Regions from separate parts of the Homo sapiens genome. Here all the other regions are linked to region 1. Evidence: read pairs that join two places in POLR2A ChIA-PET (ENCODE). Cell type or tissue: MCF 10A. All regions are shown on one strand.

Region 1 (4,000 bases):
AATGGAAGGGAAGGGAGAAGGATGGAAGGAGGCAGGGAGGGAGGGAAGGAGAGAGGAAGGGAGAAGTTCGAACTGCCTTCCCTCCATGGTAGAAGTGAATATACTCATTCATTGCCCTGGCTGCATGGGATAAAGTGGACAGGAGAACTTCTAGGGGCATTACCTAGCCAGGGCCACTATGTGTGATAGTAAAACAGACCAAAACAGACAGTGATCTCACAGTTTTGATGGTTACATGGAAAAATACACACGTTTACTGACTCATAACAAATAATTACTGAGTACCCATTATATGTCAGACTGAACTAGGCAATAAGGACCAAAAGACAAATCAGGCAAGTCTGGTCCCTGCTTCATGGAATCTGCAATCAAACTCACCAAACTCAGAAAAAAAATATATATATATATATATATTCATATTTATATTATATATTACAGTAATACGTATAATTCATCCAGTGCTTACTATGTGCCAGGCAAAAGTGTTTTATGTTATTATCCTCATAATCAAAATAATAGCTACTACTAAGAGCTAGGAACAGTCATTGTGTTAAATATTGCAACTCTATAATGAGAGTGTTTTCTTCTTTATGCTTTATCAGCACTTTGTGATGGGAAGAGTTGCTTAGAGAGGTAGAGGGAATTGTTCAAAGGTCACAGATAATAATGGCAGAATGCAGATTTGAATACAGATATACCTAATTCTAGAACCCATGCTCTTAGCTACCAAGCCCACTATACCCCACAATGCACCATTATGGTCTTCCACACTAGGCCTTGTCGAAGTCATCGGCAGTGAAGAATGAGATGTTAAAATCAGATGTGATATGCATGGGGACAGGAGCCATTCAAAGGCCGGTTTCATCACTGAACAGCTAGACCTCCGTTCTGGTTGGCCAACCTCAGGAGCTGATGGATACAGGTTGGAACCAAGCCCAGGGGTCCTCCGGAAGAATCTAAAACAGGCAAAATAAAATGTCTTCCAAACAGGTGCTGCCTGATGACTTCTTCTTTGGGCATCAGCAAGGAGGAGGAGAACATTCCTACTGATTACCCTAAAGCAGTTGCTCCCAACACAGGGAAATTTTTCTCCCTGTTCCTCAGCAGAGGACATTTGGCAATATGTGGAGACATTTTCAGTTGCCACAGCTGTGCATAGGCTGCTACTGACATTTAGTAGGTTGAGGTCAGAGATCCCACTAAACATCCTACAGGGCACAGCACAGCCCCTCATAATAAAGAATTATCTGGTCCAAAATGTGAATAGTGCTACTGCTGAGAAGTCCTGCCCTAAAGTATCCTGTGCTAGCTAGTAGATTTTTCTATGAGCTGTAGGCATGAACCTGTGCCCCTAACTTGCCAAGAAAGGAGCATTGCCTAGATTGTAGTCTACAAAATGGGGTACAGAAAGAAAACAGTGTGTCTTCCATTCATATCTCTGCATCTTAATGTTCTTATTTCATGTGTATGCTTTATTATGCTCATAAAGTAATAGTACAATAGTACATGCATACAATTTGTATATAAACAAATACACATTTATTGGAGGTATATGCTCAGAAAAGTTTACTGATAGGAGCACATAATCAGAGAATGCTGGAAATCATTAGACTAGAGAAAGGACTATTGATTTAAACTCAAGGAGATCTAAGATCAAATCCCCAACTTAGCTTCTAATTAACCTTGGTTTAACCATCTGTAAAACGGGAAGAAGAACAGTCATCTCTCAAGATTGTATGACAAATCAAATTCAATTATGTACTAAACACCTAGCACATAGTAATTGCTCAATAAATGCTCACCTCCTTCACCCTCTCCTCCCCTCCTTGTCCTAGGTTTGAGGACTCTGAACAAGGTCAAAAATTCTCTGTCCTGAGTGTCATCATCTGCAATCTAATTATGAATGTTCCACCTACTTTACAAAGTTGGCATGAAGGATTAAATAAGATCACTGGTATTAAAGTGCTACCAAAAATACAAAGGATTTATAAATATAAAGTTGTTTTCTTAAATAGAGATCATACCACCTTTTATTAAGGTATTCCTGATAATCACTTCTTTGCCCAATTTGGAAACTCAAAGGCTAACATTCTAAAAGGAAGGAGCTTGAGTAAAATAAACGCATGTGGCTTTTATTTTCTGCTTACCCTATTTCACCATCTTAGCTGAGAAAGTACTTAAATATTGCAAAATCAGGAATTTCAACAGTGATCTATCCAATTAATCAGCATAGTGTTTTGTTATTTTTTTCCCTGGAGGGAATTGATTCACAGTCTGTGAAAACACATTGCATCACACACTGACCACGCAGAGGGGCACAGACGCTGGGCACCTCCTGGACTGTGCTGACGTCAAATTGCAAGGGCATGTGGCCCCGTGCACTCCCAGATCAGCACAATTCTCCCACCCACTTATGGTCTGGGATTCATGCTTGATCATCTACAATTCCAAGTGCGTATTTTTAAACTTTTGAAAATGAAGTGTGTTCATGCAAGCACTCTCCAGAAAGGTCAAAAGCAGGCGGGAGCTGCGGCGCCTTCAACGGAGGGCACTGTACTCCTGGAACCTCTCCCAGTGGGAGCCTAGGAGATGCAGGGAGCTCAACCCCAACCTAGATTTCTCTGGCATTTTCTGACTCTCTCTCCTCACTCTCCCTAATAGAGTTAATAACAATAATAGCTCACCATTTTAAAGCACTTCAGATTTTTTAAAACTGTAATGAATATTATCTCCTTGATTCTTTGAATTGCAGTTGCTTACTTACTTACTTGTATCAACCACTCTAGACGCTGAACTTCTTAAGGGCACAGGCAAGAACTTTTTCATGTCTTGTTATTCCCAGAGCCTGCCTAGCACGTGCATGGCTCATAGTAGGTGCTTAATATTCATTCCTTAAACTCGTGACTAGATGAAAAAATATTATCATCCTCTTCTAAACAATGAGAAACCTGAAATTCAAAGATATTAAGCCGTGTGCCCAAAATATGCATTTATAAGTTACAAAGACAGTTCTGAACTCGTTTTCCGATCTCAATTTCACCAGAGACTTCAATATAGAAGGTAATTCTTACCTAAGTGAGGTAACTAGAAAGGAAGCTGAATGTCACTCCCCTGAGTGCAGCAATGAAGGAGCTGCCAGGATACAGAAGGGGACACCAACAGAACCAGCAAATTTACTAAGGCCAATTCCCTTTTCTTGTGTCCCCAGCTTCGTCCTACATAGACAGGTGTATCTGCCCTATGTGCGTGCATGGCTAGTATATCTAAGAAAAGGTAAGTTGGACCCTGAACTTCACCTTGATTCAGAATCTGATACCATATTGGCCAGATCTCGAGATCTGGAGTGAGATGGACTGGGATGGAATCCAAGCTCAGCCACTTATAAACGTAGGTCCCTTGGGCAAGTTGCTTAACCATTTTGTCCCTCCATCTCATCTGTAAAATAGGGAAATTAACACAGCTTACTTCATAGAGATGTTGTAACAATTAAATGAGTCCATACATTTTTAAATGAGCAAAACAATAATAAGTATATGGCTGTAGTGTACTAACAAATATTAGCTATAATTTTTCTTGCACAGGTATATTCTACCTCCACGATGCTATTTCCTACTGTTTCATCGCCTAAGCCAGCCAATGTCTTATCATCACTCTCTGGGTTATTCCAAAGGCTTCCTAACTAGATTCCTCGTCTATTGGCTCACCGTTCCCCAACACGTCTTTCTACGCCCTTTCTACAACTTCATCTGATCATGTGACTCACTTGCCTGCATACTCATGGCTTCCCCACATCCTGGAGGATGCCGTCCAAACTCTTTCATATAATCTTCAAGACGTTTCTTGATGTAAGTCCAACTTCTCACTCAAACCACATCTCTCATGTCTTTCCTAGGCTCTACTTTGATCTTCGAGCACAATCCATATAAAATCAAAGCAGCATTGTTTACCGATCATGCAGCTTTGATATCTGCACATCCTATAAAAACATTCTAGGTGCTGA
Region 2 (4,000 bases), 210 kb after region 1:
GTTCTGCCTAGCAAGTAAATTTCACAACCTCTCTGGGTGTATGTAAATTCCCCTATAAAACAATGGGTCAAGATTAATTGCACAAAGATACACATTGAAGGATGCTTGTTGTAATATTGCTTTATTATAGCAAAAGTCTGGAAACAACCCAAATGTCCAGCAACAAGGTATTGGTTACATAAATTGATATGTTCATCTAGCAGGTCACTTTGCAGCCATTAAAGGTTACAATGTAGAAATAATTTGTCGACACATAAAGATGTATACATTATATTGAGTTCAGAAGCAAATTATAAAACATGATCTTTTTATAACATATATGTATAGAAAAAATTTATAGATGATATAAATTTCTAAAAGGAAAGATGAGTGGTTGCATATTTCATTTTGCTCATCTGTACCTTCTAATTTTTCTCAAATAAAAACTGCAGGTAAAAGTTCAAAAACATACTTTTTAAAGTGAAATGACTTCTATATGGCTATAAGACTAACCCTCCACCATCAGACTATTTATTTTGTTTTTTCTGTAAGAATATTTATTATATATACATAAAAATAATAAGAATATTATTCATTATATGTCATTTTAATTAATAAAAAATTGTGTGGGCTTTTGTGAACTTGGAGCTGCCTTAAAAACCCTTAAATCTAAAGTGAGAAAACCTGAACTCAACAAGTGCAGCCACCATGGGAAGCTTCCTTAACTCCAGAGTTCCAGCTTCTTTGTTTCGTAAAATTCAATGATATTCCCCACCCCATAGAACTTGGCGTCTGAGGTTGAGTGAGCTGAAATAAAGTGTATTCCAGTTCTTCTAAGCAACAGAGGGCCATCCACATCTAAAGCTGTTATTACATTCGCTACATCAAGCGTTAACTAGTGTTCTAATTAAACACCATGGAATCTTCCAGCTCTCTGGCATTTATCTATGGGTAGAACAAATGTATACTGAAGTCCTACATGAGCCAGCCAAGCACTATGGCAGGTCCTGGAGATGCAATGAGAAGCAACACAGACATTCTCTTTGCCTTTATGTTCCATTATCAAGTCATTTTCTAAACACCGAGACACAAGTGTTAGACTCTAACAGACCTAATTCTAATTAGAGCTTTTAAAGGTGTTAGAACCCAGGCCAGGTATGAACCTAGCTACACTATCATTTACTTATGTGCCAAAGAGTTTGATCATACCCATTTCAAAGATCTATTCTAAAGATTAAGTAATTATACAAAAATGCCTGGAACATAGCAGGACCTCTATAAACATAGCTATTACCATTTTCATTATGAATCCCATTGTTTGCTGATTTAATTACCAACATACCCTCCACACATTTCTTTTCAAGTCACTTAACAGCAAATTTAATTTCACCAGACACACCTCAATGTCAGTCAATTCCTCATCTTTCACTATTTAGGAAATATTTTTGCTAATCATCTGCCAGAATTCTTGTTATTTTCAGAGTAACTTGTGTAGCTGTTATTCAGTTTTCACTCTTTGACACTCTTAGTAGATTCTTTGTTGGTTTCTTTTCTTCTCTGGGACAATAGTAAGGTGTCTAGGTTTCAAATACTTAGCTTCTATTCAAAAAGGAAAAAAAATACTTTTGGATAATGATTGTTTCCTTAGTGGTTAAAAACAGAGGGAAAAGAAGCAGGAGAGGGGGCTGGCACAAAGAGAGATGCTATGACACTTAGCATCTTCCAGAATTTTGGTCGTCTCTACTGAGAACATTTCCAGCAGATGAACACCAAAGAAAAAGGCACACAGGTCAGGACGCCATCTGTTGCTCAGTTGGAACAGACCATTCTGCTCAGAAACCACGGAAGTGTGATATTGCCCTTCACTTCCCACTCCCTGACCAACACAATTCCTAACAAATCTTCAAGTGTGTGTGTGTGTGTGTGTGTGTGTGTGTCTTATGCAACAACACAAACCCAGGAAACATCACACCCTAAACAAATAATCCCCTTCCCCTTAGCAGCATCCTAGATACACAAAGTATGCAATAGAATCCAAAGAACCCTACAATCCCGAAAAACACAGAGATGAAAAGGCTGCCCTCTCCCAATTTCAGCCTTGGAGAACTTCCTTAATGCCACAGCCGAACTATGTAATTGTGACCACACTTCCTTATGGCTGCAGTGCCACCTAGCGGCCAGGTGAGCTAGGGGCGCACTCATTCTCAGTCTGAAAAAGCAACTTTTATCTGCTGACTCTTCAATTCTTTCCAGAGAGGAACAGAAGTGGCTGGTGCACATGACGGCCAGAATTAGGAATCATCAGGGTTCTATCACATTCAAACTATTTCCTGATTATAATCACATCCAAATCACCCAGAAGAGACAAAAGAGGATAGAAAAATTCCTGCCAACTTTAGGTTTTCATGTCCAAATGCATCCTCATACAAACTCACAAACTAGCACAAATATTGAGTCTAAATCCAGGCAACCTTGTGTATTTTAAAGTCTTCAAGGCATGCAATTATATACATTAAATTATTTTCAAACAAAAAGAAAAGTGAAAAATAGGCTCTAAAGAACCAGTAATGAGATTCTTCTTTTCTCTTTTCCATAAACAGTTCTGTCAGTTGCTGACATTTCTGATGCCATCAGACACTTATAACTGGACTGCAACTTTATCTGCATAGAATAACCAAAAGCGTATGCACCTTTTACAGATGACAGCTTAAATAATGTAATTTGTTTGAGACTTAACGTGGGGATACACAACCTAATTCAGTTCATTTTAAACCCAAATTATTCTGGTTAATAGCCTGGTAAATCTCAGAACAGAAAGTGTGCACCGCTGCTAAGTATTCCATATTAAAAATAGTTTGTGATGGGATGTGCTTTTTTTAATTTAAAGTTTAATGTACATTAACATTTTTAGATGAAAAACTGACAATCTGAGAACAGTTCTAAATTCTCCTTTGATTATTTTTCCGGCGCGTTGAAGGCATGATATAGCTACATAAATAGGCTAACACTCTGGTTCTTTGGAAGATTAGTGTCTGTCCGATCGTATGCCCGTTTTTATAACTCTCTAGTGGGTTTTTAATGCAGAATGGATCATGTCCACACTCCCGGCTGGGATTCCAAGTCACAAAAGTCTTTCTTAATTTCTGATCCATACCTCCTGGTTGACTTACTCACTGTCCCCTGCTGAGATCCACCCTAGACTAAATTTTAAGCAGGCCAAGTTGATTCTTTCCTGCCCACACTTTCCACACAAGCCAGCAGCCCTCCCCTACCACTTGGCACATTCTCCAACCGATTCTTGCTGTTGAACCGGGGTAGCGTTCCCAGATGTCTTGGTCTGCTTGGGTTGCTATCACAGAAAACCTTAGACTGGGTAATTCATAAACAACAGAAATTTACTGCTCACAATTCTGGAGCCTGGGAAGTCCATGATCAAAGCACCAGCAGATATGGTGTCTGGTGAGGGCCTGCTCCTCATAGATGGTGCCTTCTACATGTCCTCATATGGCAGAAAATGTTAAAAGCATTCCCTCAAGCCTCTTTCATAAGGTCACTAATTCCATTCTTGAGGGCAGAGCCCTCATGATCTAATCACCTCCCAATGACCCCATCCTCTCACACTATTGCATTGGGGATTTAGGTTTCAACATATACATTTTGGAGCGACATGCACACTCAGATCATAACACTAGATTTAGAAAAAACAACAAACAAACAAAAAATCAAGATGAGACATCCAGTTGTATTTGAATTTCAGATAAACAGAAAATTTTTTAGCAGGAGTATGTCCCAAATATTGTATGGGATATACTTAAATCAAAACATTATTTATTGTTTATCTAGAATTCAAGTTTAATGAACAGTTCACTTTTTTTTTTTTTTTTTAATGGAGTCTCGCTCTGTCGCCCAGGCTGGAGTGCAGTGGCGCGATTTCAGCTCACTGCAAGCTCCGCCTCCCGGGTTCACGCCCTTCTCCTGCCTCAGCCTCCCGAGTAGCTGGGACTACAGGCGCCCGCCATCA
Region 3 (4,000 bases), 110 kb after region 1:
GAGGCAGGAGGATCACTTGAGGCCAGGAGTTCCAGACAAGCCTGGGCACCATAGCAAGACCTTGTCTCTACAAACAGTTAAAAAATTAGCTGTGTGTGGTGCATGCCTGTCGTCCCAGCTACTCAGAGCCTGAGGTGGGGGGATCCCTTGAGCCAAGGTGTTCGAGGCTACAATGAGCCATGGTTATACAATTCAACTGTACTCCAGCCTGGGTGACAGAGTGAGACCCTACCTCAAAAAATAAAAATAAAGAAACTCATTCATTTGAGAAAAGACCAACTTTGTCCTGAGATGAGAGTTGCTTCATTATGAAAACAGAGAAGTGTCAAGAAAGATAGACTATGAACAAAGTATGAATAAATGAGGGTTCATGAAATGCCACGTGGATCTCCTTAGTTAGCTTGGGCCATAAGGCAAGACCCAGGAAACACTCCATGAAATTAAAAAGGAAAAAAACAATAAATGGGTTGAACACGGGCTTTTAACATAACACAGTGAGTTTTGGTGACTCATTACTGTAGACACTGTTTTCCCCAAGTAGCTTAGTGAGCTTTACTTTTTGATAGAATTATATGTTCATACAACTAACGGTTCTCTCTGCAGTTACGGCTAATGTTATTGATACTCATAACTCAAGGCAAACATGCGGGGTCTCCAAGAAATTTTTTCCTCCTATTACGCTGTTGCAGAATGAGTTGAATTCACTATAAGAGGGATATGTTACCTTTCTCTAAAGTACCTCTTTCTGTCCACAGGAATGTTTCTGATTTCATAGTCATTTTTTTCCTTCTTCTTCATATTTGTTGCTCAAAAAGCTGGCTCATTAAAAAGAAAGACAATTGCCTTCTAAGAGTCATACTAGACACAGGTGTGCCTCACATTATAGAAGACAAGGACTGCAGAAAATACCGACATCAGACAACCAGAATAGCTAACACTGAATTGAATGGTGCAAGAGGAGAAGGGACCATTTAAAAGAATACTAGAGAGATTTCTTCATTTATTTTGTAAACTTAAATTTCTAACTAGTAGATTTCCTTTGAAAATCTGTACTTGCTGTGAATCACTGCCACAATGCTCTTAAACCTTCCTGAGACATTTTGTTTCCTGGAGGTTTAAGCAATGTTTTCTAAAATTACCATCTATCTTCTGTTTCACATCACAAGAAGGAAGAAAAGTTTGTATCTCCTTTTTTATTCTAGAATAAATGATATAGTTTCTTCACAGGAAATAAACACCACACCATTAATTATATGCCTCATGGATTCTATTCTACCAGATTTACATTTACTTGGCCAAGTCCAAAGGAAAGTAAACAACCTTAGCATTCAATATTAATCATGATACACACACTCCTTCTCTTACTCCCCCTTTTCTCCGTAAAGCAATGCATTTAAAATGAAGACTTGGTTTTTGCTCTTTTTGACATTTCCTAAATATGTTTAAGCATCAGGAACTTGAAAATACAGTATTTTAACGGGTAACGAATGTCCTTTGAAAACAAAGACCATCCTTATATAAAAACAGAGAAATGAATTTTGATGCCGAAGCCAGTAAACAGGTGTCTCTCTTGCAAAAAGTTCAGTGAAGCTCTTCTTGGGTGTGTGTGCAAAAGCTTTACATAAAAACACCACTCCTAGGAGACCCTCTTACAGATTCGATTCACGAGAAACATATACAGAACACCATAGGAAGCCGGGTAATAAACTTCTGAATACCTTTTTATTATTTTGAAAATAATCGAAATTGTGCAAACAAGGTCAACAGCTGGAAAATGGCTCCCAGAAAGCCTGCCCTTACGGTCCTCTGAAATGACTAAACTATTTTGGCAGTTTCCAAAAATTAGCCTTACAAGTCCAAGAAGATATCCAGGTCCCCGTTTTCTCTCACCGAGTCCCAGCTGCACTAATGAAGAGTTGCAAGTGTAGGGCCTGACTCCTCTTCGTGCAAGCCTGAATTATCTAAGCAGCGCCTAAGAAGAGGAAATTTCTCTGCTAAGTCATCCTGTAAAGCTTCCAAAATAGAGGTGCCCTTCAAATTAAATTTGCCGGTGTCGATTCCCTCATCCTCAATGATACCGTGTAAGAAGGATCAAGTGATTAAAATGAAGCAAAAAGAAACAAAGGTCACCCAACACCTGGCTTTTAAAAACTAGGTAGATTCCAAGCCTCAGGATGCTTGGAAAAATAAAATGCGTATGACGCAACTAACACACCCAAAGGCCTGCGAACTTGTGTCCTATTAAAATGCATAATCCTATAATGATGAAGCTGGCAGTCTCTCAATAGTTTGACTCATTTCCCTGCTAAATATAACTGAAGACAGGTTTTCCACTAGGAGCTACTGTATTATTGTCTCCCAACTGGGAATCAGAAACTAATTTTGATATGTAAAGAAATCAAAGCAAAAAAGGATGATACAAGTATTTGTCTGACTTTAATTTCTTCGCAGCGCTACCCTGCCGGAACTACTTTTCCAGAACCCAGAGAGGCACCAATAGAGATGTTTACGGATGGATAAGGCAATATTTGTCAGAAGCTGCAGAATGTGAAAATCACCATCTATCTGCTACATGCAACTTGACTGAAATGATTTAGTCATAATGTGTGATGATGGACGTTGGTTGCTATTCTTTAGCTCTGCAAAGGGCACTGCCAGAGACCAGTATTTCAGCTGACTGCTATTTCTTTCCAATTCAAATGAAAAGAGACTTAAGAACAGACAACAACTCAGCAGGATGCCTATTAGAATTCTTTGTAAGGACTTCACTTGCAAGGAGCAACTCTGGACTTGTTCGTAAAAAAGAAATAATCGGCCTCTGACCGAAGTGCTCAAATCAAAAATCTCACGGGCTACATGGGATTGTTTTTTCTTCTAAAATAGATCATGGATTAATGGAGAACACTGACCTAATAGAAGCATCAACCATTTTTAGAACATAGCTTCCCCAAGAAGGCTTGCAAGGAATTATTCCAGCTATAATGCTGTAGAATTCGTTACCCACCGAGTTAAAATCGCCTCAAATCCATTTGCTCTTATGCAGAATTTCCTGATTATAGCCTCCGCTTATTTTGCCCACATACCAAATCTGAAAATGGTTTTTTAAATTAGTGACTTTTGAGCTAGCTTCACTGGTGGCTGGGGTACAAAATTATTTTCCCCCGAGTTGAAGAGTATTTTTTAAAAAGAAAAGAAAAGCACTGGGTGAGAAATGCATTTTGAAAACGAAGCTTGAGTTGTAGCTTCGCTACAATGGAGAAGCAGAAAATGGTCAAACTGCAGCTTTTCTCTTGACAACCCTGATGGTTCATCTGGTAACACCTCAGACACTTTATTCCTAGCTGAGTTGTTTCTATATGTCATTTATAACTTCACATTTTTCAGAGAGAGAAAAGTACCTCTTGGATGTATCTGTGTATCCATGTGTATGTGAGTGTGTGTGTGCAGGGATGATGTTAAGCTGGTATGTTCCTGCTACAGACAGTGTTGTGCTGGAACAGGCTTACATAGGCTTTGCAAGAGCTGATTGTTAAATTTGCAGAAAATATGCAAGCCAACTGATATCACATTGGTGGCTTGAAGCTGGCAGTGGTGGGAGTGTTTCTACCTCAGAAATCAGCATGCACTATGACTCAGGGCTTCATGATTTTTGGGAGAGTCAGGTTTTTAGCACATACTAGCCCACGACTGCTTACTGGGACACCAGCTGTTTGCACAGCCATCCACAATGATTGGCTGCACTCTCCACTTTGGTCATGCTCATGTTGTAAGCACTGTACAATATTTTGAATAGCAACTTCATCACGTGTAGTCAAATTATATCATTGTATTATCTACATTGTCTTCGGTATAATAACGGAAAAGCAGCATATACTATCACATCATCCATCATCAAAAAACAATTTTTTTGAGCATGGGTTTGGACCTCAGGTACTCTGCTGAATAAATTCTGGGTGGCTCAACTGCTGGTGGATCCCAAATAGATCATTTGGGAAGGAAG
Region 4 (4,000 bases), 110 kb before region 1:
GCATGGAAAAGTAGAATTAAGTTCCAAAACTTTTCATGGCTTTGAAAGGGGGAAGCCTTGGCCGAGTGGGTAGTTCCAGAGCCCTCTCCATTAGCCACACTCTCAACTGCCTTCCCTTCTCAATCAGCTCCTCAACAAAAGACTCAAGGTGGTATCCGCACCTGGCACCAGATTAAAGACTCACTTCAGGGACTTCTGCAACCCATATCCCAGATGCTGATAATATAGAGATCCACCCAAAACGAATGGAAATGTGGAGCCTGAAGGTGTGTAGGATACAGAAAAGCACGAAAGAGCACCCAGGACAGAGAGCAGAGCCCTCCAACACAGAGCCCTCGGGCTCACAGCTGCTGCAAGAAGCACTAGTCTCTCCTTCTGGTCCAATGAGTACTCACAAAGTTGTTTTGCTTTTAAGATGCGCTTAATGCCTTCTTCCAAAAAAAAAAAAAAAAGCCTCGTCAGTATAAAATGAACCGGAATTATAGCTGCCGCTTTGATGCTGTGTGTTATTTTTGGCTGAGTGTCCTGCTCTTCTGGAGGCTGTTGGTAGGGTGCTGAAGCCTACTCTAGTAACACAGGCTGACTGCTGTCCCCAAAGGACCCCGAGGAAAACAAGAGGAACTATCTCGCAGTCTTCAGCAGACAGGGGAGGTTTAACATAAATAAACTCCCACTTAACGTTTTCTCCAAAAAGCATCCATTCATTATCTTTATTTCCAACACAGTATTTATGAATTTCCTTTCAGCCGGGCCCGTCAGGCCAAACGTCACCACTCCGTGGTGAAACATCGTGTGCATTTTCTTTTCCTCCTAGGAAGATTAAGGCCGATGAATAAAAGAAAGGGGGATGTGGCCCCTATATTTAGCTCTCCTCACAACATCATGTCTCACAGGTATTAAAAATAGACTCAAATCACTTGAAGACATTCTGAAAAATCAAAGACAGAATAGCTTTCCAAGAGGAAGTTTTACATGTTTTCTGCTTTCTTCCTAGTTGAGTTCCGCTAGTGAGATGTTTAAGCAGCAAAAGCTCCTTAACAGTAGAGTGGGCGCCCTCTTCGTGGAGGCCAGGCCCGGGTGGCTATAGGGGTTTATCACATACTTTATCTCCTACTCATCCTTCTTGCAGCTTCAGTGCTTTGTGGACTGTATTTTAAGAGAGATCTGTGCAGGTCCTTGGTAAAAAGTGTGAAATAGGCTGTGTGGAAAATTCTCCTCTGTCAACAACCTTTCCCCCACTTGGGCTCTGACACTCCCAAGGTCCCTGTCAGAGAGAAATCAGCTCAGATTCAATTCACTGAACAAATACGTGTTATTTGTGATCTGCCAGGCACAGTGCCAGGCAAAGCAAAGGGAGAAGAGGGAAGCAAAGGATGGACCGTCCTTGTTAGAGTGGTAATTCCACAAGGAAGTAGAGCTTCCAGAGGACTGTGGGCAACACAATTCAGAGAGAGAGCTGACATCTCATTGGAAGCAATCAGAAGGAACATCAAACTGGAGGAAGCATGTGAATCAGACAATAAAGACAAAAGCAGGAATGGGGCTGTTTGTATACCTGTGACGAGATGTGGAAGAAGGTCAACAATTAGCTTGGTGCAACGCCTCTCCCCAAAAATATATGCCCAGTAAACCCTGAGGAAAAAGCCTTTTACAGCTAAAGAAAGGAATCTGCAGATGGAGAAATCACACGGTACTTAAAAATGTAGCCTCTTTCAAATACTGCAGTTCACCAGCTGTGTAACTTTGGGCAATTTACTTCCCTTCCCTGAGCCTCAATTTCATCATCTGGAAAATGGGGATCATACTTCACTGGGCTGATGTGCATATTAAATCACAGTGTGAACATGCAACGCCCATGTATGGCACGTGGTTCAAGGTGAGCACTCAATGAATGGGTGTAACTCACTCATGTGGGAGCTATTTACATTGGAACATGTTTCTAATATGCCTCGAGTCACACACAACACCCATTCTTCTGGCAGAAAGGCTTGATTAACACTAGAGCACAGTGAAGGTAAGATAGTGTGGACTTTGCTTATAGAATTGTGTAATTTTCAGACTTCTTCATGGTTTATCCCACGTTACAGAGGAAGAAAACAGCCACCACCAGTTTCCAATGACCCAAGCAAATACACAACCTTGAAAAAGCAAACCTTCTAATGGGACTTTATTTCAATCCTTGACTTGGCAGCTCATCACACTTTAGGATCACTGGTGAAAAGCTAGGGGGAGGTATTTTCCAACCTAAGGTAAGAGATAAAAGGGCCTGAGGACGTTAAAAGTGAGGGAATGGAAATAGCAGGGGCGAAAATCAATGTTTATGAAATAGTCCAGTGTTTCTCAAATCTTCCTGTTCACACAGATCTTCTGGGTATCTTGTTTCAATGCAGACTCTGATTCAGTATGTCTGGAGTCGTGCCCAGAACTCTGCATTCTCATAAGCTCCTCCATGATGCCTATGTTACTCGTCCATGGACCACCCTTATATAATAAGCGAATGGTGTTTGTGTAGAGCCTAAGAAAGGGTTGAGTGGTGGAACCAGGAAATCCCCAAATAAAGGAAGAGAGGCTTGAAAGAAGAGTGATATCCAAACAAGATGGCAAGAAGACTAGATGATTTGAGGAGCAGCCAAGCCGGAGATGTAAATACAGAGACATGGTGTCCAAGGGGAAGGTTTTCGGAGAAGAGGCCCCAGCTCACGAAGTTCCAGTGCATTACTCACTTTGGCTGTGAGTCACTCACAGCCTTTTAGAATTGTTGACGGCAAACATTTTGGAGAGTGCTGCAATAAAGGAATGTGCTCACAGCCATTAACTATGAAGCACTAACTCATTTCAGCAGCCTGACACAAATTATGCTACGCAGTTGAAAAATAGCTATTGATCAGTCCCTTCTTTCTGGTGCCTTCCAATATCCCAGATCAGCACTTCCATTCGTTTCCCCGCCCCCGGATGCCCTCACACACCTAGTTAGATCCTGCCCAAGCCAAAAAAAGATGCCCGCAGACTTTATTTTCTTCCAGATTTTGCCTTTAATAAAGCAAGCCCAGAAAGAGGCAAACCGAAAGATGCCTCCTTTAAGTTTCTCCATGTATCTGTTTCTTATGAATTTCCCAGTCTTTTTTTCTTCTATACTCATTATAGACACAAAGGCAACAATCAACTGATCTATCATTTCCTGGGCTAGAAGATAAGAAATGAAGAGGGCATGAAAAGGACAGAATATGAAATTAGGTTTTAAAGAATTGAACCTGATTCAGGGGCAGGTCGAATGGCAACACTTTGAGCACCTTCAAGTAGCAACTTGAGCCTCAACAGAAAAAGGAAGCCCAGGGTCTTTCAAGAATCGTCCCTAGTTTCCTTCTTAATCTCAAGAGAAACTAAAGAGGCATGTAGATCTTCTATGGCAGACTGATTACAAAGAAGTCCCCGATTCTCTGTCCCTCCCTGTATCTATTTCCTTTGCCATGTGACTCTGCAATGACTCCCACCATATGAGGTAGTTTAGTTGGTTTCCCCACCCTTTGAATCTCAGCTGCCTTGTCCCTTGCTTTAGCCAATAGACTGTGGCAAAAGTGCCTTGTCCCTTGCTTCGGTCAATAGTCTTAAAGCAAAGCCAAGGGCATCCTTGCTCACATGACCTGCCAGCCCCCAGCTGACCCACCAGCTGGCTCAGATGCAAGAGTGAGCCCAGCTGAGATCAGCAGAGCCTGGCCTAGCAGCAGAACTGCACAGAAAACCCTTAGATCATGAGCAATAATAAATGGTGGTTGCTTCAAGCCATTAAGTTTTAGAGTGCTTTGTGATATAGCATTATTTGGCAAAAAATAACTGATATAGCTTCCTCTGGAAAAGCCATGATAAAAAGGCCAGGTATACAAATACTTCCAACAGGGCATTGGTTTTCCTCTGTTCAAAATTATTAATGAACACAAATACATTGTAATAGCATAATTGCATCATTTATAAACACAAAAACACATTAGGAAATTGGATAATA
Region 5 (4,000 bases), 270 kb before region 1:
CTCTTCCCCACCACACAAATAGTTGATTTGTTGGACCAACTCTCAACCTCACCTCATACCAGTAGGAGGATTGTGAGCCTGAAGCAAGAGAAACTCATGTGGAAATGGGTGACAGAGGAACTGGAGAATGGAAAGAAGAAAGGAAACATGATTTAATATTAAGGAAAATAGCCTACTGGCCCAGCAAACTCTGAGAGGCTAGAAAGCATTTTATTTTAGACAGCTTTCTGGCTATCACCTGAAGTTTATGAGAGCTAGCCTTGCCTGTGCCATGTGTATAAATCATCCCTGCCCACTTATTAATAATCATAATGCCTTCTTTTATATAGAGTTCTTTGGAAGGCACTTTCACATACATCACCTAATCATTCATATGCCACAGGGTATCAGCAGCTGCCAGCCACTCATCCGCCCAAGTGGGCAAAGCAACTCGGTCTTTGGTTATGTAAATATGAGGCCCACAGGCACCATGACTTCAGGAAAAGGTGTAATGTGTCCTGTGTGTCTCCCAATATCCTTTGCTAGGCCGAACTGTCCACTGGGGAAAGGTGAATACACTGGCATAGGGGCTAAGGAGATCCCTGGAAAGAAAAATGGAAAGGTCTCACTTGATGCCCAAAGTTATTAGAATCCCTCTGTTAGAATGGGGCAGTCTCAAAGTTTTAAAGGAGCACCCACAAGAAAGGTGGGAAGGTTAAGTGGGTGGTGACATGGGGAAGGGTGAATCTGGCTGAGACTGCAAACTGCCTAGGACCTGCTGCCCTGTCTTGGTGTAATGCTATGAGGAGCACTAACCTAGCATGTGAGTGTGATGAAAGAAAAGTGGCAACTTAAAGTCAAAACAAGGGGACGTCACTGGATCCATGTAGAGAGCTGTGGTAACAACAGCCCCTACAGAGCAGAGGCCCAGCCTCCACTGTGCTATGCAGGATCAATGTTCAGCAGCGACACTGTGTGGCAGCAACTGAAGTAGCCGTGCTAGTAGACAGCATGGCATCCAACCTTTTCCCGCAACCACCCCCTGCAGACTGGTGGGGTTTTTGTTTTGTTTTCAAGGCTGAGCTAACTAGCCTAAGTCAACCCCTAGTTACTTGGAACAATTGGGATTGTAATCTGTGGAATGATGGAGAGACTTCATGAAGGAGATTTTGATCTCCTGCTGATAATGGTGTCTGAGACTCTCTATTGACTAATCAGAATAACAAGAGACATAACTACATGTGTGTGGCCCATGCTGGTGAAGCTAATCATATTGGTTACATTTGCAAAAAACCCAGCAAAACCTCTGAGTTAGGCACTATGATATAGGCAGAGAAGTTACTATTAGTCTCAATTTATTGATAAGGAAACTGAGGCTCATCTAGGTTTTAAGTGGCTTGCCCAAGACCCCGGATCCAGGAAGTGAATAAGCAGGTTCCCTTTCCAATGGAGAGGATTTTAGTTAAACAAAAAACAATTGCCACTGCCTTTCTCTCCTTTGGAACCAAGGTGGAATATCCCACCAGATCTTGTGGAATTGTCTCTGCATGTGAGCTGCACCCTTTCACAAAGCTTCCCTGTCTTTTCCACTCCCCTACATGTACTTGGGCAGAAACCAAGCTCGAGGTTCTGCTCACATGCTTGTGGTTTGGCTCCCAGCTGGGGATCACATTCTCTGCTCCACAGGCAAAGCCAAGGATCCTTCTTGCAAAATACTACTGGTGTCCTGGTGCCACCTCCCGAAAGAGCTGCCCACAATGCTCGCATGCCTGGGAGGTAGGGTGAGCAGGATCAAGCACTGGCAAGCAGGACATCCAGCAAGAAAAGATTATGCCTGCTCTTTCTCCCAGTAAGTTTCCTAAGAGCCATAGACTTGGTCATTAATAAATCCACACAATTTCAGGAAACCTCTCAGATACAAATTGGTGAAATTAAAGTGAGACAACATCTGGAAGTAAATTATATACTAATTTTGGCTATTTTCTTGCTGCTTACACACTTAGCAGAGAAAGAGCAAATGTCCACGGATTTCTGGTTCACAGGTACTTTTTTTCCTAGCTGTATCATCATAATGATAATGTTAGTAGATATCAATTTTTGTATCAGGCCCCCTACTGTGCAACTCCAAGGGATACTACTTACATAGAATACCATGTAAATAGTGCTCCCCAGAGGTATGCAATATGGCTTTTTCCATAGAATTATTTCCTTAATCCAGGCATAAAAATTATTTACCAGTATCTTATTTTATTACAAATAACAAACCACGTGGTAGACATTTGTATCTCTGTTTTACATGTGAGAAAAACAACAGGCATTGAAAGTTTAAGTGATTTGCCTATGGTCATATAAGTAGTAAGTTGCAAAATCAGGAAGTCAGGATTCAAACTCAGTGCTATCTGAATCCAAACCTCATGTTCTTAACTGTTTCATTATCCTAACTGAAGCCCTTGTATAACAGTAAGACATGAACCTTAAAAAAAAAAATTGCTAAGTTGGTTAACATCTAAATGTTGAGCCTATATATAAACAGCCTATACATGTATTTTTTTCAAGAAGAAAATAGTTTATGTGTTCTGTCTTCTTAGCATGTAAGACTTTTCAGCACGTTTAATTTAGTGAATATTAAGTATTGATATTACTGCATATGAATTCCTATGTACATCGAGGAAAAAAGTTTAATCAATTTTATTTCATTTTAAATAAGCTAATATTACCACAAAGCTTTCAGATACAACTGATTCACCAAAATGATTGGCGAATCAATACAATAAGTAAGATGTATTGAATGCCTACTATGTACTATTCTAAGTCATTTTCATATATTAGCATGTCTAATACCCCGAAAATGCATATAACATAGGCACTGTTTTCAGCTCTACTTTGCACAGATGGATTGAGAAACTTGCCCAAGATCACATAGCTACTAAGTGAAAGACCCAGAATATGAACCAGGCAATCTGGTTTTAGGTTCTACTCTATAGCCTCCAAGATCTGAAGTATGGCAATCCACAGGACATGAAAAGCAGCAGAGGGAGTCAAGAAGCCTAATCAGAACAAGCGCAGTGGCTCACGCATGTAATCCCAGAACTTTGGGATGCCAAGGTGGGCAGATCACCTGAGGTCTGGAGTTTGAGACCAGCCTGGGGAACATGGACAAACCCCATCTCTACTAAAAATATAAAATTCAGCCAGGCATGGTGGCAGGCGCCTGTAATCCCAACACTTTGGTAGGCCGAGGCGGGTGGATCACTTGAGGTCAGGAGTTCAAGACCAGCTTGGGCGACATGGGAAAACCCGTCTCTACTACAAATACAAAAATTAACTAGGCGTCTTGGTGCGTGCCTGTAATCCCAGCTACTCGGGAGGCTGAGGCAGGAGAATCGCTTGAACTGGGAGATGGAGGTTGCAGTGAGTCGAGATCGCACGACTGCACTCCAGCCTTGGTGACAGAGTGACTCCATCTCAAAAACAAAACAAAAGCCTAATCATGTGAAAACAAGTAAATAAACTAAACACAGACTCCCAGAATGGAGCAAAGCACCAGCTCCTGCATGTACTGAACATGACAGGCATAGGCTTCTAGAAAATGCTCAGAAATAAGAAGGCACTTCTGTGCGAAGTCACGAAGAAGACCAGAGACCAGGAGGGGTGCCATGAAGGTCAATTGCTAAGGCAACAAACCACTAATTTCATGGTCCACAGAATGATACACCTCTTTTACCAGAACAGAGAGGGAGAAAGGATACGAGATACTATATGATTATAATATTTCCAAAGTCCCTAGGTAGCTTCTCCTGATTTGTCTTACTTCTACTGCTTTCATGGTAGTTTTACAAGTGAAATCTGCCTTTCGTTTATTTATTGGCTTTCTCCCACCAACATAGGGAGCTGATTAATCTTCAAAATATCCCCATGCAATGTGCAGATGCATTCCAAAATGCTGCTGATCCCGTCTGTACCAGGAAATTGGGGCAGAAAGTTCTGCCACTTCTGCCCAAAGTAAAACTTGGCACTAAGC
Region 6 (4,000 bases), 82 kb before region 1:
GAGTAAAGTGACTTGCCCAGGGTAGTGACTGTCCATTGTAAGTAGCAGAATCAGATTCAGATCCAGATCTTGCTGGGTCTACAATCCCATGTAGATGCCAAACGCGCATTATTTCACAATAACTAATTTCTCCCCACCTTGGTGAGTGCTGAAATCGTAATTTAAATCACTGACTGGCCCTGGCTTCTCACCACACACACACACACACACACACACACACACACACAGTCATTTTTTACATGGGTAAATGGACTCAAAATGTCTTCTAAGTTAACTAATCAGTAATGCCCTTTGCAGTCTAAAGTTACACAAGGGGACAAAATCATTTCTCTAGATCCTTGGCTTTGAATGAGCTATGTGACACTGAGTAGTTTATTTGGGATGTGTGACCCCAGGAGGACTGAGTAGAAGCCCGTAGCAGGATGAGATAGGTGCTTTTCTTAGTCCCTCTAGGATATATGAGTCTCAGAGAGAGGGAGGCAGGAACTAGGTGAGTTTTCCTGACCTTTTCCCCCTGCCTAAAGATGATGTCCCAGAGGCTGTGCAGACATAATGGCAGGATGCCCCAAAGGTTACCCCATGTGTATTAAATGGTCAGCAAGTGTGGAAAAAGGTGGGGTGCACCCAGGGGTCTGACACCATCACTGATGTTAATTATGAGTTCCCAAGGGCGGCATGCTAGTAGCCATTACCTGTAACTTTCAGTTGCAGAGCCTCAGCTCTCTCTGTTCCAGTGAATGAGCCATCAGAGAAGCTGGCTAGCTGGCCAATTTCTCAGATACAATTACTTTTTTATGATGAGGTTCAAGGAAGCTCAGGGCATCACGAGGACTTCCCAGACCCACACATCACACTCAGCCCTTTTATCCAGCTTCCATTTGTAAAAGGACACGTTGGCCTGGGTGGCCATTTCCTATCCCCGAGCCAAGCCGTGGGTCAGCAGCCACTATGCCTTCCTTTCATACTGCAGGTGACCTCCCAAAGTCCTGGGTCACAGCTGACTAAATGAACTGGATAATTAAAAGAGGGGATGAGCCATGCCGTGAGGTTTTGTCTGCCTCATCAAGAACACCATGCCCTTTTTATCAACCTACTTGGTTTTTTGTTTTTATTTTTCCCCCTTTGAAAAATGATTAGCCTTGAGAAACTTCTTAACCATGGCACCATCCACCATTAGCTGCCAAGGCCAGAGTATTTAAAAAGTTTCCAACTGCCCGCACTTAGAAAGTTGAACTAATAAAAACTGGTATGGCGGGGGTGGGGGAACCATAGCCTTTTCACGCCATAAGCCATAGTATCAAGTTTTCTTCCAAATCTGAAGATTTTTTTATCACTTCGAAGTATTGTTTAGAAATATGTTTATCTGGTGGGGGTGAGGATGAGATGAGGGTGGATCATTTTTTGTTATTAGAATTTCAGTACAATTACCAAGAATCATATGATTAACTTTATATATATATATACACACACACACGTGCGCGCGTGTGGATATATATATAGACACTGTATTATATATAGAGATAGAGATAGAACTTCATAAAAATTTAACCCCCTAAGTTCCATCACAGCTTTCCCTTTCTCCCAAGAGTAAATTTCCACAATCAAGGATACTAACTTGGGCCCGGAGGACAGTTACCTCCTTCTTCATCATATCGTGTTTCATAAGCATCAATAAATAGGAGCTCACAGATATGTGTGGAAGAGTTACATAAACACGGCTAGTACATTAGTACATCAGCAGTTCAATAAAGGTACCATTATAGAAAAAAAATAGTAAGGAAAATGCATCAAAATCCAGCCTTAAAGGACCAATAAGAAGCTCAAAGCCTGAGTCCCAGAGAATAGAATCAGACAAAGACTAGTTTCCATTTTTTCTATGCCTGTAATAGCTAGTGTTTATGCCAAATACAAATCCCAAATACTTCTGTCGAACTCCCTCTCACCCAAGTCAATGCATCTGCACACCATATGGGAATGACCTCCCATTCCCCTTAGCATCCTCCATATATATCTGCGGAAAGGAGGGACAGAGGACGAAGGTCCAGGGCTGCTGCTTCTGTGGAGCATGCTTTGATCAGCATCCCCCACTTTGTAGCGTGGTACCAAAGAGCTTGTGCATTATACACTCGTCCTGGTTTACCACTCACCAGCTCTGGGCCAATTACTTAGCTTCCCTGTGACTCAGTTTTTCCTTCTTTAAAATGGAGACATTAATACTAGCATATATCTTATACGGAGTGTTGTGTAAAATCAAATGAATTGATGTATATCTATAAAACCCTTGGAACAGTGCCTCATAAATTCTAAGTACTAAATACGTGACATTTTAGATTATTATGATTTGGTTGAAAGAGTGACTCATGCTTCCAATCCTGAGAAGTTGCATGTCAGTAACAGAAAGAACTAAAGCTGATGTCAGCTCCCAGGGCTGAAATCAACATTCCAGCCTGTCACAGTGTGTGTGTGTGTGTGTGTGTGTGTGTGTGTGTGTGTGTGTGTGTGTGCACGCGCATCTGTGTACAATGGTATGGACGCATATTAAGCCAAATTCAGTATATGTGTGGGTGTGGCATTATGGGTGATTTCTACCTTTATTTCTTAAAATTTTCCATGGTATTATCAGATTAGATTCATAACAATTAGAAATACAAAATCAATTCTCTCCCCATCTTCTCTTAAAAGCAGCTTCAGTCTGGTGAGGTGAGAGCCTTGATAACTTCCCTAATCCCCTAAATAGGATTCGACTTCTCATCCATAATTGGAGGAAAGGATCTGAAGTTTGGGGTAAAATGAAGTAGGACCCCCTCTAACAATCAACGAAGCCTCACCAAAAGAATGACATAGAAAGTAACAAAACACCCTTCACTCTCTGAGTAGGTGGGGAACCCACAAACTTCACCGGGAAGAGCAGAATACTTCAACGAGGAGTCATAGCACATCAAATGGCAGAAATGTATCATGTAAGCAGAGCAAAAAATTAAAGATGACTCCATATTTTAAGGAATCGTATTTGTACTAAGATTAAAATGAACTTTCTGGGTGTTCTTGTCATCTGAAGCATGCATATAAATGACAAGACTGCACATAATAAACAGTAATGGTAATGGGGGGAAAGAGTGCTGGGAGCCGGAATATTTCATCTTTCGGATTTCAATTCTTCATCCATCCACTGAGACCAAAGAACACATAGGTTATGAGACTTGCCTTAGCTATCCCTACAGTTAGAGCCAAAGACCTCCATGAAGTACTTGGTAGAGATCTACAGATGGTACCAAATGTTCCATAGGGCTAGGATTAAATGCCAAAGTCTACATGTTGTCACCTAGCAAATGGCTCATTATTCTAATGTCTAGAAAGTACATCTGGTCAATTATAAGCTTTGATGGCTTTACAGCTGTTTTGGAGAGGGTCAAAGAAAAGCAACATAGTACATTGGAAAGAATACTAGTTTAATAACAATAAAAATAATAATGGTGTAATCTAGTTCAACCATTGTGGAAGTCAGTGTGGCAATTCCTCAGGGATCTAGAACTAGAAATACCATTTGACCCAGCAATCTCATTACTGGGTATATACCCAAAGGATTATAAATCATGCTGCTATAAAGACACATGCACACATAATGTTTATTGTGGCACTATTCACAATAGCAAAGACTTGCAACCAACCCAAATGTCCATCAATGACAGACTGGATTAAGAAAATGTGGCACATATACACCATGGAATACTATGCAGCCATAAAAAATGATGAGTTCATGTCCTTTGTGGGGACATGGATGAAGCTGGAAACCATCATTCTCAGCAAACTATCGCCAAGGACAAAAAAACCAAACACCTCATGTTCTCACTCATAGGTGGGAATTGAACAATGAGAACACATGGACACAAGAAGGGGAACATCACACACCGGGGCCTGTTGAGGGGTGGGGGGACCGGGGAGGGACAGCATTTGGAGATATACCTAATGTTAAATGAGGAGTTACTGGGTGTAACACACC

What was found. ChIA-PET counts read pairs that join two places held together with the same protein. Peaks named below come from ENCODE experiments on the same cell type or tissue, not always from the same donor. Only the 100,000 strongest peaks of a DNase experiment are listed, where the experiment ranks them.
Region 2: POLR2A ChIA-PET joins it to region 1 with 15 read pairs; 2 of 35 experiments call an interaction of 5 or more read pairs at or near these places.
Region 3: POLR2A ChIA-PET joins it to region 1 with 18 read pairs; 2 of 35 experiments call an interaction of 5 or more read pairs at or near these places.
Region 4: POLR2A ChIA-PET joins it to region 1 with 24 read pairs; 4 of 35 experiments call an interaction of 5 or more read pairs at or near these places.
Region 5: POLR2A ChIA-PET joins it to region 1 with 13 read pairs; 3 of 35 experiments call an interaction of 5 or more read pairs at or near these places.
Region 6: POLR2A ChIA-PET joins it to region 1 with 11 read pairs; 3 of 35 experiments call an interaction of 5 or more read pairs at or near these places.

What each region holds. Positions count from the first base shown.
Region 1 is chr4:24,208,289-24,212,288 of GRCh38, forward strand. It overlaps LOC124900679 (a long non-coding RNA gene), which reads left to right. Exons shown (of 2, transcript XR_007058075.1): 2 at 775-989. It also overlaps a transcript of PPARGC1A not described here. Among named protein-coding and RNA genes, the nearest start is that of MIR573, 310 kb to the right of the region's middle. In MCF 10A, no CTCF peak of the experiment used is centred here; DNase peaks (open chromatin) are centred at 1,843 and 2,343.
Region 2 is chr4:24,417,467-24,421,466 of GRCh38, forward strand. It overlaps a transcript of PPARGC1A not described here. Among named protein-coding and RNA genes, the nearest start is that of MIR573, 100 kb to the right of the region's middle. In MCF 10A, a CTCF peak has its summit at 2,151 (motif pointing left); a DNase peak (open chromatin) is centred at 2,145.
Region 3 is chr4:24,319,112-24,323,111 of GRCh38, forward strand. It overlaps a transcript of PPARGC1A not described here. Among named protein-coding and RNA genes, the nearest start is that of MIR573, 200 kb to the right of the region's middle. RefSeq lists an enhancer at 2,362-3,161. In MCF 10A, no CTCF peak of the experiment used is centred here; a DNase peak (open chromatin) is centred at 2,250.
Region 4 is chr4:24,103,160-24,107,159 of GRCh38, forward strand. It overlaps a transcript of PPARGC1A not described here. Among named protein-coding and RNA genes, the nearest start is that of PPARGC1A, 220 kb to the left of the region's middle. In MCF 10A, no CTCF peak of the experiment used is centred here; DNase peaks (open chromatin) are centred at 2,382 and 2,722.
Region 5 is chr4:23,933,422-23,937,421 of GRCh38, forward strand. It overlaps a transcript of PPARGC1A not described here. Among named protein-coding and RNA genes, the nearest start is that of PPARGC1A, 45 kb to the left of the region's middle. In MCF 10A, no CTCF peak of the experiment used is centred here; a DNase peak (open chromatin) is centred at 1,660.
Region 6 is chr4:24,126,077-24,130,076 of GRCh38, forward strand. It overlaps a transcript of PPARGC1A not described here. Among named protein-coding and RNA genes, the nearest start is that of PPARGC1A, 240 kb to the left of the region's middle. In MCF 10A, no CTCF peak of the experiment used is centred here; a DNase peak (open chromatin) is centred at 2,415.